Regions from separate parts of the Homo sapiens genome. Here all the other regions are linked to region 2. The links are chromatin contacts, found by Hi-C or POLR2A ChIA-PET in ENCODE. All regions are on one chromosome and are shown on one strand. Each heading gives the region's core, a stretch centred on a gene start or an enhancer-like site at or near the end of the contact. The rest is flanking DNA. Distances are from core to core; before and after follow the strand shown.

What was found. A loop is a pair of places that touch in the nucleus more often than their neighbours do. ChIA-PET counts read pairs that join two places held with the same protein, here RNA polymerase II (POLR2A). Pooled maps may share reads with other maps.
Region 1: a pooled map shows a loop between it and region 2 (3-fold over the local background). The contact joins the promoter of BCL7C here to the promoter of PAGR1 in region 2. A Hi-C loop is called at or near these places in 1 of 168 maps with a recorded cell type or tissue (Right ventricle myocardium inferior) and 5 of 50 pooled maps. POLR2A ChIA-PET finds 5 or more read pairs at or near these places in 1 of 52 experiments (HEK293T).
Region 3: a pooled map shows a loop between it and region 2 (11-fold over the local background). The contact joins the promoter of FBXL19 here to the promoter of PAGR1 in region 2. A Hi-C loop is called at or near these places in 3 of 168 maps with a recorded cell type or tissue (CD8-positive, alpha-beta T cell, Right ventricle myocardium superior and naive thymus-derived CD4-positive, alpha-beta T cell) and 12 of 50 pooled maps. POLR2A ChIA-PET finds 5 or more read pairs at or near these places in 1 of 52 experiments (MCF 10A).

The regions. Positions count from the first base shown.
Region 1 is chr16:30,890,461-30,895,528 of GRCh38, forward strand. BCL7C (BAF chromatin remodeling complex subunit BCL7C) reads right to left here and starts at 3,617. Exons shown (of 6, transcript NM_004765.4): 1 at 3,393-3,617; 2 at 2,752-2,830; 3 at 2,380-2,488; 4 at 2,126-2,287. The coding sequence starts at 3,484. MIR762HG (MIR762 host gene) reads left to right here. Exons shown (of 3, transcript NR_110942.1): 3 at 4,088-4,760. It overlaps MIR762 (microRNA 762), which reads left to right and starts at 3,443; the gene lies at 3,443-3,525. RefSeq lists enhancers at 2,574-3,206, 2,745-3,074, 4,818-5,068 and a silencer at 3,455-3,934.
Region 2 is chr16:29,814,849-29,819,632 of GRCh38, forward strand. It overlaps PAGR1 (PAXIP1 associated glutamate rich protein 1), which reads left to right and starts at 1,304. Exons shown (of 3, transcript NM_024516.4): 1 at 1,304-2,159; 2 at 2,362-2,444; 3 at 4,707-4,784. The coding sequence starts at 1,678. PRRT2 (proline rich transmembrane protein 2) reads left to right here. Exons shown (of 4, transcript NM_145239.3): 4 at 1-1,033. It overlaps MVP-DT (MVP divergent transcript), which reads right to left. Exons shown (of 4, transcript NR_186424.1): 2 at 4,692-4,753. RefSeq lists enhancers at 14-643, 536-755, 1,006-1,255 and a silencer at 1,446-1,615.
Region 3 is chr16:30,921,916-30,926,345 of GRCh38, forward strand. It overlaps FBXL19 (F-box and leucine rich repeat protein 19), which reads left to right and starts at 1,657. Exons shown (of 11, transcript NM_001382779.1): 1 at 1,657-2,544; 2 at 3,816-4,016. The coding sequence starts at 3,840. FBXL19-AS1 (FBXL19 antisense RNA 1) reads right to left here and starts at 1,354. Exons shown (of 1, transcript NR_024348.1): 1 at 1-1,354. RefSeq lists enhancers at 1-695, 436-1,255, 696-1,663, 1,286-1,375, 1,416-1,575.

The DNA of each region.
Region 1 (5,068 bases), core at 2,367-4,866, 1.1 Mb after region 2:
CTTCTCTGGGTCTCAGTTTCCTCATCTATAAATAGGGATCATAACAAGATCATCACCCTTATAAGGTTGTAGTAAAAATTAAATGAGAAAAAAACACGTAAAGTGTTGGCTGGGCACGGTGGCTCACACCTGTAATCCTAGCACTTTGGGAGGCCGAGGCGGGCGGATCACCTGAGGTCAGGGGTACGAGACTAGCCAGGCCAACATGGTGAAACTCCATCTTTACTAAAAATACAAAAATTAGGCCAGGCACGGTGGCTCACGCCTGTAATCCCAGCACTTTGGGAGGCTGAGGCAGGCGGATCACCTGAAGTCGGGAGTTCGAGACCAGCCTGGCCAACATGGAGAAACCTCGTCTCTACTAAAAATACAAAATTAGCGGGGCATGGTGGTGCATGCCTATAATCCCAGCTACTCGAGAGGCTGAGGCGGGAGAATCGCTTGAACCCGGGAGGCAGAGGTTGCGGTGAGCTGAGATTGTGCCATTGCACTCTAGTCTGGGCAACAAGAATGAAACTCTGTCTCAAAAACAAACAAACAAATAAACAAAAAAAACAAAAATCAGCCGGGCATGGTGGCATGCCTGTAATCCCAGCTACATGGGAGGCTGAGGCAGAAGAATCGCTTGAACCTGGGAGGCAGAGTTTGCAGTGAGCCAAGATCGTACCACTGCTCTCCAGCCTGGGCAACAGAGCAAGACTTCATCTCAAAAAAAAAAAAAAAAAAGGCTGGGCGTGGTGGCTCGTAATCCCAGCACTTTGGGAGGCCAAGGCGGGCAGATCACCTGAGGTCAGGCGTTTGAGACCAGCCTGGCCAACATGGCGAAACCCCAACTCTACTAAAAATACAAAACCAGCCGAGCATGGTGGTTCATGCCTATATTCCCAGCTACCCAGGAGGCTGAGGCAGGAGAATTGCCTGAACCCAGGAGGTGAAGGTTGCAGTGAGCCAAGATTGTGCCGTCGCACTCCAGCCTTGGCAAGAGCGAAACTCTCTCAAAGAAAAGAAAAAGAGAAAAGAAAAAAACCCAACCACGTAAAGTGTTTACCAGGGCACCTAGCACACAGTAAGAGCTCAATAAATACTAGCTGTTGTTATTCCTATTATTGTTAATCACCCCTATGACTATCACTATTATTTATTCACTCAACAGATATTTACTGAGCACCTACTATGTGTCCCATATTATTCTGAGGATACAGTAGTGAACAAGATCACATAGGGCCAGGCACAGTGACTCACGCCTATAATCCCAGCACCTTGGGAGGCTGAGACAGGAGGATCATTTCAGGCCACGAGTTCAAAACCAACCTTGGCAACATAGCGAGACCCTACCTCTACAAAAAATTTAAGAATTGGCTGGGCATGGTGGCACACACCTGAGTCCCAGCTATTTGGGAGGCTGGGGCCAGAGGATCCCTTGAGCCCAGGAGTTTGAGGCTGCAGTGAGCTATGATTGCACCAGAGTACTCCAGCGTGGGTGACAGAGACCTTGTCTCTAAAAAAAAGGGGGGGGAGGGCCGGGTGTGGGTGTGATGGCTCACACCCGTAATCCCAGCACTTTGGGAGGCTGAAGGTGGAGGACTGCTTGAGCAAGTGAGTTTGAGACCAGCCTGGGCAACATGGTGAAACCTTATCTCTACAAAAAATACAAAAATTAGCCAGGTGTGGTGGCATATGCCTGTGGTCCCAGCTACTTGGGAGGCTGAGGCGGGAGGATCGCTTGAGCCCAGGAAGTTCAAGGCTGCAGTGAGCTATGATCACACCACTATACTACTCCAGCCTGGGTGACAGAGCGAGACCCTTTCTCAAAAAAAAAAAAAAAAAAAAAAAAAAAAAAGGATCAATATGGGCCCAACATTCAGGAAACTGACATGAGAGTGAGGAGAAAGATAAACTAGTAAAAAATTAATTTACATGAAAATCTCAGACAGTGATATGTCTGTATAGATTCTAAGAGACCAGAGGAATGAGACTGTAGCTACAGGGAGATTCTGCAGGAGTCGGAAGGCGCCTTGAGGAGGGTGCACAAGACGGGGAGCAGGTATAGGGATGAGCTGGTAGGTTAGACTCTGGAGAAGACAGGACTTAGAGGAGAGAGCTCCTGGGAGGTACCTGGTCCTACCTCTCTCTTGGCCCAGCCGTGGGGGCTGAGCCTCCTCAGGGACCCCTTCTGGGGGTCCGGCAGGTGACACAGGGCGGCTGGGCTGGGGGGTGCCCCCAGGACTGGGCTCTGTGCCCTTTTGCAGGGAACCTTCCGAATGGAAACTCTGGTTGCTGTTCTCATCTGCGGGAGCAAGAGCCGAGATGGTTGGCCTGAGATCCCTAGTACACTCCTTCAGTCCCCACAGCCCCCCGCGTTTCAGGATCCCTACCTACCATTAAGATCCAGCAGGATGAGAGGGCCACCCCCTCGGGGACTGGCGCCCCTGCCCCGACGTTCCCGGCCACGGGATCTCTCTGCCCCGCCACCTGCCCGCCTTCGCTCCTGGGGGTTAGAGGATTAGGGTCAGAGCTCTTGGAAAGCCCCACCATACACCTAAGGAAACTGAGGCACTGAGAAGCAAAAGGGCTCAAACTCAGGGGGTGTGGAGCAGAAAAGAGGGCAAAAGGGGAGGAGCTGCTAATGATGGTTCCCGTCTGTCCTGCTGCATCTGAGGTCTCGGGGAGCTGGAGGTAGAGGTCAGCGTGGGGAGGAACTTGCCTGAGGTTGCACAGATGCAGGGCCTTGTGGGAATGGGGGTTGCTCACCTCCTCCTGGGGATCCACCACTGGCACCCACTTGAAGATACGAAGGGAAGTGTCGCCCACAGTCACCCATCGCTTCTCCCTGTGGGAGGGTGGGGGGCTGGGTCAGAGAGGCCTGAGGGGAGACCCACCCCCCTAGGAGCTGGACACATCTGGGGGTACCTGCAGAGGTTGAGGAGGCACAGGAGGATAGCAACAGTTTTGCTAATGGGGCATAGTTACATGGAGGAAGAGAGTCCTGCAAACCCCAGGGCATAGGCGGTGGGTGCCTCTAGAGAGAGGATATGATTTGGGGCCCTGGCTCTGCGGACCCCTGGGGCACACATGGGGGGCGTGGCTATGGGCCTGGCCCGGGATCAGAGCCCTGCAGATCCTGGGGCGCACCTGCAGGAGGGGTGTCAAAGCTTTAGGGGGCGGGGCACAAGAGGGGGCTCCCGCTCTGGGAGGACACGGCTGGGGATCACGCTTTGTAGACCCCCAGGAGTAGCCAGGCGAACGGGGACAGAGCCCTGTGGATCCAGGGCAAAGCTAGTGGGTGGAGATACACCGAACACCCGGGGCCCAGAGCTGGCGAGGGCAGCGTAGACGCCTTTGGTGCTGGTGGTCCCGCTGTGTCCCGTCCCTGGCCCCCGAGCAGCGCTCACCATCTCCGGACCTTCTCGATGGTCGCCATCACCTTCTTGATGTCATCCTTGGCCCGGCTCCGGGTCTCGGCCCGTACAGTCCGGCCGGCCATGCTGGCGGGGCTGGGGCCGGGGCCGAGCCCGCGGCGGGGCCGCCTCCCGTCCGGCGGGCTCAGGCTCCGCGCCAGGCCCGGGCGCCGCGCTCTCGGCCTGCCGTCCCCCCTGGAGTTGGCCGCGCCCTCTCTCGTCCCCAACGCCTCCGCAAGTCCCCGCCCCGTTTCCTGCCGCCGCGCCCCGCCCCGGCCTGTCCCCGGAGCGGCCCGGTGGCGCGGGCGGCCAGAGCCCAGGCCTGGAAGCCCGGCCGGCCCCGCCCCGACCCGGGCCCGCCCCCTTGGAGCGCCTGGACGCTCAGCGCCCCCTGCCCGCCGCCGAGAGCGGGAGTTGGGGACGGACGCGCGAGTTGGGGACGGAGAGCGGGAGTTGCGACCGGACGCGCGAGGCAGGGCCGAGGCCGTGTGTTCAGACCACGTGGGCGCGGGGTGCGCGACAGGGTCTGTGTCCTGCGCTGCGTGAGCCGCGGTGGGTGTCCGCGAAACGCTGTGTGTGGAGTGCGTGCGTGTGTCCGCCCTCGCCAGGCTGTTGGTCTACACCGCCCAACTTACTCAGTCATCCATTCATTCAACAGTCTTGTTAACTGAGTGCCAATTACGCTCCAGGCGCTGCGAATACGAGTGGGTCTCCACCACCAGAATGGCTAAAGTGAAAAAGACCGCACCGTGTGGAGGCGAGAAAGTAGAGCGACTGGACCTCTCTTGTATTTCTGGGGGAGTGTAAATTGGTAGAGACATTTTGGAAAACTGGCAGTTTTCTAATGAAGCCGAACATATGCCACCTCTGTGATCCAGCAGTTCCACTCCTAGGCTGTCAACACCCAGCAGAAATGTGTAGGTGTGAGCATCAAGAGGGTGCATGGGAATGTTCAGAGCCCTTTCATAACAGCCCCAAACTGGAAATAACCCATCAACAGAATGGAAAATGAATGATGCCCTACTCACTACCATGCACATAGACACAGCAACGGGATTGACATGCCCGGCTACACACAGCAACATAGACAAGTCGCATGATGAAATCTTGAGTGACAGAAGCCAAATGCAACAGTACATACTAGATGGTTCCAGGTGTATTACGTTCAGAACCAGACAAAACTAATTTATAGTGCACCAAAGTCAAGATAGTGATCGCCCTTAGGGTTGGGAGGGGACGAGGGGAGAGCTTCTGGGAGCTGATCCAGTTCTGTTGTGTAATCTGGTGCTGGTTCCCTGGGCATATGTATTCTGTGAAAATCCATCACATGACTTAAATAAAATGTACATTACTTAAATAAAATGAGTGTGTCTTTGTTGACTTTATTTGAGGCTGGCTTGTCAGCAGATAAGACCATGTCAAAATTTGTGCTGCTGTTGTGTGTGTGTGTGTGTTTCAAGGTGTGGCTGTTGTGTCTGTGAATTTGGGCGTGACCATGTCCAGAGGTTAAGGGTATAAGGGGTTAGGAGCATGGTTAAGACAGCATTTTTTTGAGCCAAGCTGCTTAGGTAAAATCCCAGTTGTGCCACACCTAACTGTGTTACCCTGGACAAGTCACTTCTCTCTATTCCGCATCTATAACACAGGAGTTAGTTAATGTGCATATGGCT
Region 2 (4,784 bases), core at 54-2,553:
CCAACCTCCCTGCACTAATGCCTGCATCCCCTCCGGCCTCTTGGCCCCCTATCCCTGCACTTCTGGAAACCTCCCTGCACTCTGGAAACCTCCCTGAACACCTCCCCAACTCTGCGCTCTCAGCCTCCCTGCATCTCTCCTGGCCTCCCTGCACTTCTTCCAGCCCCCCAAATTCTCTGGACCTCCACCCTGGCCGCCTCCTCCCAACTTTCATTGTCTTGGCATCTCTCAACCCTCAGTCCTCTCTTCCTTCCCTTCTTTATCATCTCCCCTTTCCTCTCCACGTCCCGCCCCCTTCCTCTTCCTGCCTCCTCATCTCCCTTAAGCATCCTCTTCTCCAACCTCCCGTCACCGTTTACTCTGCAAAATTGACAGCACTTAGACGAGGCTTGGGGGCAGGGAGCAGTGTTGGGAGAGGGCTCCCCAACCCCAGGCTCGGACTGTTCTCTGCTGGGACCACCCAGGGTCGGACACCCAAGGGTGCCTGGCAGGTCGCAGAGTTGGCAAGCCGGGCCTCGTATGGGGACTCGGGTGAGGGTGGCGAGTACTGGTTCCGAACGCACGCAGGGGAGAAGGGAGGGACGCGGCGCTGACCCTTCCAGGTCAGCTGGAGTTGACCCGCCCACCTGGGCTTTTCAACCCCAGTCCGCGAGTTTCTTTCTTGAAGGTGTGGGGGCTAGATTCATTCACGTGCTTCGTAATGAAATAATCCAAAAAATAGGACCAAAGCGCCCACTGGCAGGAGCGAGGGCGGGGCGCCGCGCTCTATAATTATTTTCTAAGATGATGGGGGAGGTTTGTTGCACGCGACAGCCCGCTGAGGAGGCGGGGACCGAGCTACAACGCGGTTCGGATTTGGCGGGGGTTTTTTTCCTTAAAAAAAAAAAAAAAAAAAAAAAAAAAGTCTGGGGGAAGAAAAAAACTAAAATTCTTAAAAAAAAAAAAAAAAGGCTATTATCAAACTGATTTCTCCCTTTTTGTATGCCGGATGCTGCATGAGTCTGAAACACCAATAAACGGAGACTGCATGAGACTCGCCTCCAATCTCGGTTGGTTCCTGCGTTCGTCCCGCCGGCCCGGCGGTGCTGCCTTTCTGGCAGAACCTTACTGGGTGGTATACGCATGCGACTTCCCGGTGGCCATCTTTACTGTGGGCTGAAGCCTGTGCGCTTACTCGCGCATGTGCAAGCCTTCCCTCGCTTTCCTCTTCCAAGTAGCCTTGCCTAGAGCGGAGCCTCCCGCGCCATTTCTGTGCGCCTGCGTAGCGTGACCCTGCGCAGCCTGGGAGGCGGGTCTTAGCTCCAGGTGCGTACGGCATCTGACTTGACGTGGCCCACAACTGAAAGGTCTGGGGAGAAGGCGCCGTGTCCGGGTGTGGAGAGGGGCGTCGTGGAAGCGAGAAGAGTGGCCCGTCCCTCTCCTCCCCCTTTCCCTCTTTCGGAAAGTGGTTTCTGCGGGGCCCGGGAGCCTCGGAGTACCGAACCTCGATCTCCGGGGCGGGGTCCTTGGTGGGGACTGAGCGCCCCCTCCCGGGGACGGGCGGTCTGGCCGCGGAGTCCCCTGCGGGAGCGTGATTGGCTGGAAACGGTCCCGAACCCCCAGGGGAGCCCGATCCCTGGGGGACCCTGGCTTCGGACTCCAGTATCTGTCGTCGCAGGGTCCCTGCCCTAGTGGCCTATGTCCCTTGCTCGGGGCCATGGAGACACTGCGGCCAGTACGGCGGCGCCTCTGTCTGAAGAAGGGGAAGTGACCTCCGGCCTCCAGGCTCTGGCCGTGGAGGATACCGGAGGCCCCTCTGCCTCGGCCGGTAAGGCCGAGGACGAGGGGGAAGGAGGCCGAGAGGAGACCGAGCGTGAGGGGTCCGGGGGCGAGGAGGCGCAGGGAGAAGTCCCCAGCGCTGGGGGAGAAGAGCCTGCCGAGGAGGACTCCGAGGACTGGTGCGTGCCCTGCAGCGACGAGGAGGTGGAGCTGCCTGCGGATGGGCAGCCCTGGATGCCCCCGCCCTCCGAAATCCAGCGGCTCTATGAACTGCTGGCTGCCCACGGTACTCTGGAGCTGCAAGCCGAGATCCTGCCCCGCCGGCCTCCCACGCCGGAGGCCCAGAGCGAAGAGGAGAGATCCGATGAGGAGCCGGAGGCCAAAGAAGAGGAAGAGGAAAAGTAAAGGCACACCCTTACACCTTGTCCCGGGGCTGCTCCCCTGATGGCGGGAGGAAATAGGGAGGGGAAAATGTGGGACGCTGGAACCTTTGAAAGTGGAGGGAGGGAAGCCAGCGGGGGAGGAGGAACGGGCAGGGGAGAAGCACACGTGTGGGTGGGAGGGAGGACCGCCCTCACCCTTAACTATGTTCACCTGTCCCAGACCACACATGCCCACGGAATTTGATTTTGATGATGAGCCAGTGACACCAAAGGACTCCCTGATTGACCGGAGACGCACCCCAGGTACAAACGAAGAGGAAACAGTTGGGGGAGGTGAAGGGCCTCGGCTCAGTTACCCAAGATCGGCTCCCCTAGAGGCCTTTGCTTGCTGCCTCAGCTCCCACACAACTTACAGCTGCAGGAGAGAGTATTCACCCAGTAGCACCATCTTTATGACTTAGATTACTACCTTGTCTTCCTTTTTTTTTTTTTTTTTTTTTTGAGATGGAGTCTTGCCCTTGTCCCCCAGGCTGGAGTGCAATGGCACGATCTCAACTCACTGCAACCTCCGCCTCCTGGGTTCAAGCAATTCTCCTGCCTCAGCCTCCCAAGTAGCTGGGATTACAGACGCATGCCACCACTCTGGGCCAATTTTTGTATTTTTAGTAGAGACAGGCTTTCACCATGTTGGCCAGGCTGGTCTTGAATTCCTGACCTTGTGATCCGCCCACCTCAGCCTCCCAAAGTGCTAGGATTGCAGGCATGAGCCAATGCGCCTGGCCCCTTGTCTTCCTTTAAGAGACAATTATAATACAAAAAATTAGCCGGGCATAGTGGCGGGCACCTGTAGTCCCAGCTACTCAGGAGGCTGAGGCAGGAGAATCGCTTGAGCCTGGGAGGTGGAGGTTGCAGTGACCTGAGATCACACCACTGCACTCCAGCCTGGGCGAGAGAGTGAGACTCCGTCTCAAAAAACACAATTACAGATAATTCTTTTTTTAAAAAAACAACTAGTCATTGATTCTGGAAAATTACAGATAATTCTATCATGTTTCCCATTCCCAGAAGTCCAAGTCCTGGCCTTTCAATATTATCTAGATCTGCATCCCTCTACTACCATGTACATTCTTTAATCACACCGCTGGCCCCATTTCCCACCCCACATGCCTTCCTAGAATTTACCCTCAGAGTCATGCCTTTCCTTTTTTCTTTTTTTTGAGGGGTGGAGAGACAGAGTCTTGCTGTGTTGCCCAGACTGGTTGGTCTCGAACTCTTGAGCTCAAGTGATCCATCCGCCTCGGTTCTCAAAGTGCTGAGATTACAGGCATGAGTCACTGCACCCAGCCTAGAGCCATTCTTGATTTCTCTCTCTTTTACCTGAACATTCACACCAGCAGCAAGTCTTGGTAGCTATAAGATGTACATTTCCAAGTACCTCTGCTAGTCTCCACTTTCAATACCACATCCCCATCCAAGCCACTGTCTTTCTTGCCTGGATAGTTGTAGTAGCTCCTAACTGGGCTCTCTGCTTCCAGCTTCTGCAATTCAGATGAACCTTTTAAAACATAAATCATATCACTTTTTTTTTCTTTGAGACGAAGTCTTTCTCTTGCTCAGGCTGGAGTGCAGTGGCATGATCTTGGCTCACTGCAATCTCCACCTCCTGGGTTGAAGCGATTCTCCTACCTCAGTCTCCTGAGTAGCTGGGATTACAAGGACACGTCACCACGCCTAGCTAATTTTTGTATTTTCTAGTAGAGAGGGGGTTTCGCCATGTTGGCGAGGCTGGTCTTGAACTCCTGACCTAAAGCTTCCCAAAGTGCCTGCCTCAGCTTCCCAAAGTGCTGGAATTACAGGCGTGAGCTGCTGCACTCAGCCATAAATCGTGTCACTTTTCCACTTAAAATTTTCCAAGGGATTCCATCTTGCCAGGGAAGAGCATGTCAAAGGAGAATCCAAGCGCTTTTCCCGCCACCTCCAGTTCTCTGCACTCTTTTTTTTGTTTTTGTTTTTGGCGAGTAGGGGAGACGGAGTGTAGCTGTGTCACCGAGGCTGGAGTGCAGTAGTGCGATCTTGGCTCATTGCAACCTCCACCTCCCGGGTTCAAGCGATTCTTCTGCCTCAGCCTCCCAAGTAGCTGGGATTACAGGCGCCCACCACCACGCCCAGCTAATTTTTTGTGTTGGCCAGGCTGGTCTCAAACTCCTGACCTCGTGAGTTGCCCACCTCAGCCTCCCAAAGTGCTGGCATTACAAGCGTGAACCACCATGCCCGGCCTGCACTCTTCTTTGAACAGAACTCTGTTCTTGTCCTGGGGCCTCTACCCTTGCCATTCCCCTGCCCAGTATGTTCCTCCCTGTTCTTCACATTACCTGTGCCTTCCTGTCAATCAAGATCTTTGCTTCTCACCCTCTCTGAGGTCCAACCCTGAACCTCAGGTCCTCCAAGACAGAGGCCTGGGGACCTGCATGTTTAACCAGCTCCCCAAGTGATGAGTGAGGTCCAGGCAGGTATGGTGTACACCACCTCCATCCCTTCCATGTATCTTACCTTCCTCTTCTCCAGGAAGCTCAGCCCGGAGCCAGAAACGGGAGGCCCGCCTGGACAAGGTGCTGTCGGACATGAAGAGACACAAGAAGCTGG
Region 3 (4,430 bases), core at 407-2,906, 1.1 Mb after region 2:
GGCTGGGCTGGAAGGGACCTTAGAAAGGGATCTACCACCGCGTGCCCCGTGCCAGAGTTGGGCACTTTGGTGACAAGAACATTGGCTTGTTTAACACTCACAACTGTGCTTCGAGGTGGGGATCATTATCCCCATTGTCCCCATTTTGCAGATGAGAAAAAGCAAGGTTTGGTGGCTTCCCGGGGCGGGGCGGGGATTCGCTGTGACTCCAGGTCCTTTTCCCCGGAGCCCGCACGTCTTGTAAGACACTGATTCCCGGAGGTCTGAGGAGCAGGAATCGAGTGGGAGGTGCCCAGGCTTTCTAGGGAACAAGAGTGTGAATGCACTCTCGACGAGAACCACGCCCCCCTGTTCGACAAGACTGATTCCTGCTGCCTTCCTTTAAGGGCCCTCCCCTGAAACGCGAAGTCCTCGCCCCATGGAGAGGCGGACATTCTTTATTCCCGGATCGCCCGACGTTTTTCTCCCCCACCCGCACTGATCCCCACTGGTGACATAAATCCTTCCCCTCCACTCGCGAGTGAAAGCTTGGGACTACATTTCCCGCCAGGCTGTTCAGAAGCCGGTGGCGGAGAGAGGAGAAAAGAGTCTTTCCGTTTCCGTCGCCTCGCAATTTGGCGTGTCCGCCGGGATTCACATTTCAACAGCGACGTCCTTTCTCTGTTGGACTCGGCAAGGAACTACATTTCCCAGCAGGCACCGGCGCAGAGGTCGAGGGGCGAGGTCGCCATCTTTTTCGTAGTCCTCTCCCTCATTTCCGCAGGGAAGAGGCCAGACGCCTGGACTACACATCCCATGTCGCAGTCGCCCCGGCCCTGCAGCCGCCATCTTTGCCGGTGGCCCCGCCCCATCCCCTTCCATTGTCTCGACTTGAGATGATAGACGGGAGCCGGGAGACTGCAACTCCCGTCAGGCCGTGCGCCACTGGTGGGGGGGATTTCGAGACCACAGGCGGGCGAGGTGCCCAAGGTGGTGGAAAGCGGAGACCGGGAGAGGCTAGGTAGCCTGCCATCTTTACGGTAGTCTCCTCGTCCTCCTGGTTCCGCCATTCTTAAGGAACACTGGAAGGCTATAAAACTACTAATCCCATCGCACCTCGTAAGATCGACTACTAGTCAGGTGTATGTCCCTCTTCCGCCATCTTGCTTGTAGTCCTCTTTCCTTTTCACCTTTCCATTGTTCCTGACGAGTAGAAATGGCAGCGGGAAGGCAGCAGATGGACTGCGACTCCCGTCAGGTACCACACACGCGGAGGGTTGTGGACAGGAGGGCGTGTGAGTGCCTGGGAAGGAGGTCGGGTCGGGGGAGAAGGCCATCTTGTTTGTAGTCATCGTTCCCTCTCCTTCTCGATGTTCTGCAACTGGGAGCCTCGGGGCAACGGGACTCTAACTCCCGGCATCCTCGGCTCCCGGCTGGGCACGCCCTCCGCCGTCCTGTTTGTAGTTCCCGCTGTCCCCAGCGTCCTATTGTTCCCCCGTAGCATCAGTGGCCGCAGGACTACAACTCCCGTCGAGCCCTGCGTGCGTTCGTCCTGGAAAGTGGAGGTGGTGGAGGAAGGAGGGGGAAGGGGGCGGGGTTCCTCTGGGAGAAGGAGGGAGTAAAGAGGGGGAGGAGGAGGAGGAGGAGGGAAGGAGGAGGGAGGGGAGGGGAGGGGGGAAGAGAGGAGGAAGGAGGAAGGAGCTGAGGAGGGATGAGAGAGGCGGCCAGGGCCCCGGGCCGTAGCAGCGCGGGGCTGGGGGACCAGGGGGGCTGAGACACCCCAACTGCCCCCTTCCCCTTTCCCTCTCCCCCTCTATCCTTTCCTTCCACCCTCCCGCTTGAGGAGGGGGATTTATTCAAATTTTATTTAAATCCCTATCTCCCGAGGGTCGCGCGCTTGGGGGAGGGGGAGAGGTCGGGGGTGCGCGCGGGCTGGGGGGGGCGGGGCCGGAGCAGCTTCCTTCACCTCCCCCTCCGCTCGCCTCGCAGCCGTAGGGCAGGGGGTCGCAGTCCAGGGGCGGGCCCAGGGGAGGGGGGCAGGTTACAGCGACCCCCCCCTCCCCGGGAACCGGCGGTGGGCGGGCTTGAACCCCGGAAACGGTGGGGGGGGCCCAGGCCTGGCACTGGACCCCTGGGCAGTGGGGTCCGGGAAGGGGCCAGTTAAAGGGCCAGGGGCGCTGGGGAGAGGCGGGGCGGGGTGGGGGGAGGGGAGCTGGGACTCGGACCCGGGACTGAGTGGGCCCCGGGCAGAAGCTGAGCACCCTGCGCCCAAGGAGCCCCCGTTGGCCTGGGGGGGCTGAGGGACTGAGCCTCCCAGAGCAGGACCTCCCCCTGGAAGGGCCGCGCCGCAGCCCGTGGGAGGGCCTCGCCCCCGGCGCCCCCCATCTCCACTCGCCGCCGTCCCGGCCTCCGCCGGAGGGAGGGGCCGAGCGCCCTCGGGGGGCCGTGGACCCCGGCGTTCTGAGCGTTCCGCGCCCCGCGCCGCCCGGCCCCCCCGCCGCCGATGGCCGCCGACCCGCCGGGAGCTGCCGAGAAGGGAGAGATGGCTCCCGGGACACGTGTGAGGTGGGTTCATGCGGCTCCTCCTCACCCCCAGACCTGGGCAGCGCCCACTCCCATTCATCCTCAGCCCGGCCTCTCTCTACCTTCCCCGCCCCCAGCCTCACCCTCTCTCTACTCCAAACTCATCTCCAGCCCTCCTTCCTATGACCTCTCCACCCTGGGGAACTGGCCCTCCTTCCTAGACCCTGCTTCCCCTTGAAAGCCCCCACCCCCGCCTGCAGTCGCCGCCCTCCAGGCCCCTCCCCTGGAGCGCTGGAGGGCCCCTTAGCCCCATGGATGGGTATGAAAGTCCCCGGAAAGGGGGAATCTGGGGTAAGACTGACTGGGAAGAGACCCTCCAGGCTTCTAATTCCACATGGGATCTTGGAGGATCTGGTTTCCATGGGAGGGGGAGCCCAAGGGATTCTAGATGATTAGGGATGAAAGCAGCCCGGGAAGCTGGGGGTCCTAGGACTGAGCCCATCCTCAGTTCTGGGAAGATGTCAGGCTGGATTCTAGAATCCCAAGGAATTTGGGAGATTGCCCAGGTGGACCTGAGGGATCCAAGAGGAGGGTGTCCTGGAGGAGGGAACCCTGTGGGGAACAAGAGGGGCTGAGATCTTGGGCTGAGAAGGGTCTCTGAAGAAGCATCTCCAGGGCTGTCAGAGCTCTGGGGAGTTAGTGGGCAGAGGAGATCGTTAGGGACTTGGGGGCAAGGATCTCGCTGGATCTGGTGAGGATAACTGGGTTGAGGGGAAGAGAGATTGGATGGCTGCTGTGGATGAAAAGGTTGGTGGGGCGGGGGGGAGGAAAAGTCCGGAGCTTCCGTCTAGGAATCTCTGGGTATCTGGGAGGTGAATCTGGGCAGTTTACCCCAGATTGAGGTTGGGGAGAGCCTGGGATATTCTACACTCGGATAACAGGGGAAGAGTTGGGATCTCTCCAAGCTAACACCACGGACAAGGAGTGCCTGGCCTTTCCAAGGAGCTCCGGTGTGGGGATGGCAGAGGAGAGGGCCTCGGTGTCCCCTCCTGCTCCCTGGGCTAGGGAAGGGACCCTGAGGAGGCGGTAGAGGAGCGAGGCCAGGAAGCAGTTCTTGGGCTCCTCTTGAGCTGCTGCAGGGAGACAGGCCTTGAGTAGAGGATTGGCCCCCAGATACACAGAAGGGGGTGACCTCCTTGTCCCCCTGAGGAAGAGGGCAGGCTCTAGCTGCCTGTAGGTGGAGGGACCTGTCAGGGGTCTCCCAGGCCAGGGCCCCAGTGGGCCCATCTGACCCTGCCACCATCCACCTACAGCCCTCGGCGTTGCTGACGCCCCCAATGTCGTCGAGCAGCCGGGGGCCGGGGGCCGGAGCGCGCCGACGCCGAACCCGCTGCCGCCGCTGCCGGGCCTGTGTGCGAACTGAGTGCGGGGATTGCCACTTCTGCCGAGACATGAAGAAGTTCGGGGGGCCCGGGCGCATGAAGCAGTCGTGCCTGCTCCGGCAGTGCACTGCCGTGAGTTCTGCCCCCACCTTTGGGCTCTGCCCACCCTTCCCAATACCTTCTTGGAATGGCTGGTGACTGCCTCCCAGCCTGTACTGTGGAGTGGCTGTTTGTTCACTCGTTCATTTCTTCCCTTCATTCACTAGTTTGTGTCAGTATCCATTTTTGTCCTCAGCTCCAAGCTGGGGGCAGTGTCCAGGTGCACAGAAGGATCTGACCCAGTCCCCACTTTCAGGCTCTTCCCAGCTCTCAGAGTCACACCCCCGCAGAATGCCCAGCCCCTGCTCTATCACCCCCCAAGATGTCTCTGTGCAGGAGGGGGCCCATCCCCAGAGATGGCCCCCTTCCAACAGGTCTTGCCCTTCTCTGGCCTCTTCCTCACCCAGGGTGGTCTTGGATTTGAGGCTAAGCTCACCCTTTATGTGA